2 separate regions of the Homo sapiens genome follow, and region 1 is linked to region 2. The links are chromatin loops, found by intact Hi-C in ENCODE. Cell type or tissue: B cell. All regions are shown on one strand. Region 1 overlaps SH3KBP1 (SH3 domain containing kinase binding protein 1). Region 2 overlaps SH3KBP1 (SH3 domain containing kinase binding protein 1).

Evidence for each region. Hi-C counts contacts between places; a loop is a spot of excess contacts. Peaks named below come from ENCODE experiments on the same cell type or tissue, not always from the same donor. Only the 100,000 strongest peaks of a DNase experiment are listed, where the experiment ranks them.
Region 1: a loop joins it to region 2, with 2.5 times the contacts of the local background. A loop is called at or near these places in 10 of 110 quality-filtered maps.

What each region holds. Positions count from the first base shown.
Region 1 is chrX:19,682,034-19,684,533 of GRCh38, forward strand. It overlaps SH3KBP1 (SH3 domain containing kinase binding protein 1), which reads right to left. Exons shown (of 18, transcript NM_031892.3): 6 at 1,790-1,995. Among named protein-coding and RNA genes, the nearest start is that of MAP3K15, 170 kb to the left of the region's middle. In B cell, no CTCF peak of the experiment used is centred here; a DNase peak (open chromatin) is centred at 1,158; H3K27ac peaks cover 1,730 bases.
Region 2 is chrX:19,738,369-19,740,868 of GRCh38, forward strand. All of the region lies in intron 3 of SH3KBP1 (SH3 domain containing kinase binding protein 1), which reads right to left. Among named protein-coding and RNA genes, the nearest start is that of SH3KBP1, 150 kb to the right of the region's middle. In B cell, a CTCF peak has its summit at 1,467 (motif pointing right); a DNase peak (open chromatin) is centred at 1,503.

The DNA.
Region 1 (2,500 bases), 56 kb before region 2:
GTCCTGAGCGATAGGAGTGGGAGATGGCGCTGCCTTCAACTGAGATGGGGAAAGCTGTGGGTAGAGCAGTTGGAGGAGGACGATGAGTTCAGGTTTAGGCAAACGGATATGAATTTAAGATCTTCAAGTGGAGATACTGAAGTAAGCAGGCAGTTGGACATACAGCTCTGAGGTTCAGGAAAGAAATGTGCTGAGATAAAAACTTTCAAGTATTATATTTGACATTGACATTGCTATCAACAGTAACTCAATTTATTATTGGCAGCTAAAACTAATATTAATAGCAATAATAAGAGTCATACACACACACACACACACACACACACACACACACACACACACACAGTCCTCCTACACAAAGAAGATAAAGGCCAGGAATCATAAAACAAACAAAAGGAATGAACTGTTTGCTGACTGAGTCAATGGTCGTTTTCACTTCAACCACTTGAATAAAAGAAGAAAAACTGCATCCAGTGTTCCTTTCCAAGATGGGGACTTGCTCTTTTGTAAATGTTCACAGGAATCTGAATGTGACCATATGCAACAGAAGTGAGCTCAAGAGCTGGGACACTAGTTTTCAGATCTTGAAAAATATCATATATTGATTGCTGAAAGGAACAATGCTGACTCAAAGAAACTTCAACATTGAAAAAAAAAGTTTAAATGAAACGGTTTTTAATTTCTAGGTATCTGCCCTTTCTGCCTGACTCATCTCTAGAGGGATTCAGTGTTCGAAAAGTTTCCTTTTCAGATTCTGCTTCTAATGCATGATGACACTGGGCAAGGTTGCTGAGGGCGGGTGGAGGGGTGGATGTCCTACAGCTGCAGAAGATGATGCAACCTTTAAAATGTTATCCCACCAAAAAAAAAAAAAAAGAAAGAAAAAAAAACAACAACACTTAAAAGCCACCCATAAACCTGAATTAGAGAGGTTGCCAATACCCCGTCCCCCAAATCTGCTGGCACAAATGTCAAAGCAAAAATTTCAGCACTAAATCGAATTAACAAACATGCCTTAAGCACAGCACGAGAGTAGCTTATTATAATTTGGAAAATTCCACAGTATTTATCAACTCCTAAGCAAGGCTACAATGCTCAGAAGTATACCACAGTAGACGTCATCGGCAGCCACAAGCGCGAGGGCTCTGGGTGTGTTGCTGTGGTAACCGCGTACTCAGCAGCAACATGCTGCCTGCCTCTCACTAGCCCAGAACCAGAGGCAGAAGGAAACAGCCAGCTTCCTGAAGGGAACAACCCAGGGAGTCACAGCACAGGCCATCTCCATCATTCACACCTGCGGGAGACTTCCTTTCAACAGTCTGAAATTATCTCCAACTAACTCTTAGAGAAAAGGTGCACAATTCCTTCACTCTAGTGCAGAACCACAGTCAGCACACCCAAGCACAAAGCACTAGAGAAATGTACAAGGAGCGGAGAGAGATTGGCCAGTGTCTGAAAAGTGTCAGGGTCATGCACTTAGGCGGGTCCAGGAATGAGGGGTTTTTCTGGGAAGCAGATAGAGAAGTACTGGTCCATTTCCAAAGTCATCCTGAGAAGCATTCCCTAGAGAGATCAGCAAGAAAGAAAGCAGCAAACTAGAGCATGAGCCTTTTGAGGGAAGTCGTTCCCACACAGAGGGAGAGCTAAAAAAGAAGACAGGACAAACAACTAGTACATGAGGACATGGAAACCCTAAAAGAGGAATTGGAAGCCTCCAGCACCAAACCCCACAACGTACTTTTGGATATTCCACATTAAGTTGAAATCAAATAGAAACTGTCGAACATACCTTTTCTACCGGCAGAAAGTCATTTTCTACTTCAATTGACCTTGGTCTTAGTTTGATTGGCTTGTCTTTGAAAATGTCTCCAAAGCCCACTCCCTTAACTTTCTTGGGCTGGATTGCTGCAGTTGCCACTGTCCCGTTGGCACCTTCAGACTTGGTGCTGCTTGAGTCACCCCCATCACTCTCGGAGCCTGTGGTTTCCCTTAAACCTGTCAAGAGTGGGGATGGGGAGAGAAAGAGCTCAGAAATCAGCCAGAGCCCTGAAGAAGAACTTCACAACCAGCCAGGAACCACCTCTAAAAGTGTGACTGGGCACAGGATAACTTGCACTAGGCTTTTGTATTCAGTATGTTGAGTAGTTTGACTGGCTCTGAGTTTTGTTTGATCTCCCCACCCCTTACTTTTAATTTTAAGATGTGAATCAAAACAACTTTTCAGAAAATCTAATTCCAAAGCAGATATCTTTGTACATGTGAAATTCACCCCTCTTTAGCCGGGAGCCTGGTTTTGATCCAAATTTGTTTTCCCATAGCCTGTGCAATAGCAACCCTTCCCACCCACCTTGTTGCCTCCCCACCCAGTCAGTACCACATACTGTACCTCCAATCTCTATGACTCATGTCAATTAGCAATTAGCAATGAAAGTAACATTTCCTAAAGGGAAACTGTAAAGCTAAAAGCCATTTAAACAAATGAGCAATTAAAGAAACCACA
Region 2 (2,500 bases):
GAGCATGTCACGCTTGGTGCAAGGTCTCGTCACTAGTAGATGGAAATATACAATAGGACCCACTTTCACGACATGCCTCATACAAACGTGGGCACACTAAGATCCAACTCAGGCCTTGTGAAAATAAGCACCATATACAATGGTGCAATGTGATTGAACCCAAAGCTATCCTCAGAGCCTAGTGTACTGTGTGGAGCTTGCACAGTTCCAGCATTCTATACTGTGTGAATTATAAACTCCTCTGCAACATGAGCAAACTTCAGTGGGCACCGATTATACGGACTCTGACTTTTACAAAGGTACTTAAGGATTCATGTCAGCAATGCAAAAAAAAAAAAAAAAAAAAAAGAAGTCAGACTTGGCCAGGCACAGTGGCTCACGCCTGTAATCCCAGCACTTTGGGAGGCCGAGGCTGGGGGATGACTTGAGGTCAGGAGTTCAAGACCAGCCTGACCAACATGGCGAAATCCCGTCTCTACTAAAAATACAAAAATTGGCCGGGCATGGTGGCAGGTGCCTGTAGTCCCAGCTACTCAGGAGGCTGAGGCAGGAGAATGGCTTGAACCCGGGAGGCGAAAGTTGCAGTGAGCCGAGATCATGCCACTGTACTCCAGCCTAGGGGATAGAGCGAGACTCTGCCTCCAAGAAAAAAAAAAAAAAAAAAAAAAAAAGACTTATATGTGCCTTATGCAGAGAGTTTGGAACTCTGAATGCATTATTCCCATAGAAGCAAAGTTATAAATGGTGATTAAGTTCCCAGACTGACCCACAATGCAGCTAAAATAAGTCATATCTGCAATATTATCAACAACTAAAAACTGAAAAATAATGAGAATAAAAGACATTTTTATTTATCAAAAATACTTATGCTCAGTGACATACCAAGCGGGGGCAGTCTGTGCCCAGGCAAGAAGGGGGCTGCCTGTAGAGAATTCACAAACAATAATGAAACAACAATGAAGCCAAAAAGTTAGTTGGCTTTTTACTTTCGCCACCTGCTGACAATTGAAAACAACATTGGTAATAAAATATTGCTCCTTTGAGGAAAAATGGGTTCAACAAAAAGTGAAGAAGAAGTAGATAAGGGTACTTGGAGCTATTAGGCAGGAGATTTTGGCATACATACCTACAGGGATTTCAGTGTGATTCTTTATTTTGTCCAAATTAATATCTATATCTAGAGTCATGCCTATGGGAGTCCTTTTTTTTTTTTAATCCTCATTAACAATAATCCTGGTCCATAGGGGTATCACAGATAGAACAAGGATCAGGACACAGATTATATGAGTTCAAAGAGCAATTCTTAGGCGAAAAAGCAAAAGGGCTAAAAAAATCCATAAGTAATGTGAGAAGCCGTGGGTCTGGGATGGAACTGCACAAATAGTGAACACTGAGTCAGAGGAATCAAAGGCATCCTCCATCAAGATTCTCCCAAGGAGAAGGAAAAGGTGGGCAGAAAGAGGAGTTTCCTAGGAGAGCCACCAGGTGGAGCCACCACCACAAACCCACTTCATGGCTTGTCCTCTGGGTGGATTTGGGCGGACACCAGCAGGAGTATGGCGGGAGTCTTAAACCCATGACTAACCCATGGGAGACTCATTAGTGTTAATGCCTTGAAATCAGAAGACACAGAGATAGAAAGGAGATTAAACATAACAGAAAAAAAAATCTAAAAACCGATTTTATCAATGACCCACACATAATCGCAACATGATGGCTATACCCTCCTATGTAGTTCTTACCATGCATTTCACCACCCCTCACTCTAGGCTCAATAGGTTCAGAAAATAACATGAAAAAGGGTAACACACACTCCAACATCAATTGCTGGTGCTAACAACGCAGTGTCCCAATAAAACTTGCCAGAAATGCAGTCAGGGATCAGTTAGTTTAAAAGACTTCTTTAAAGGCTCTTGACTCCAGAGCTTTTGAGAATGAAGGCCCACTGGAAAATAAGACTATAGATGCGTATACAGATACATTCACACAGACGTATATATTACTGAATGACTATGTATCATATCTATCCCCATTCACTGCCAGATCGCCAGATTTTCATTTCCCCTGGGAAAGACCAGCTCAGGTGATAGCCAAGAGCTTCTACACAACAGTAATGTCTTCTGTTAACTCTTATTCTATCTGTCCATAAACACCAGCTCCTTAAGTCAAATAAACAGGCAATCTTGAAACTCAAAGAAAAGTCTGACCCCAAATGGCACATTTTCAGATTCCCAGTTAACTGGCAAGAATTCACATTTATTTCTCCAATAGAAAATTTGAAAGAAACAAAGTCTCATCTCTACAAACAAACCCCCAGATCTCACATTTACCTTAAACAACAAACCACTGGCAAACCAAAGAGGTTGACATTTTCTTTACTAAGGACATACTTCTTTCCATCCTTTGTTAACAGTTTCATTTCTGCCAAAGAGCTCACGGCCTATCAAGATCCACGCCACCGCCTTGGCGCCATGAGAAGCATTCCAGGCCCTCACACTAA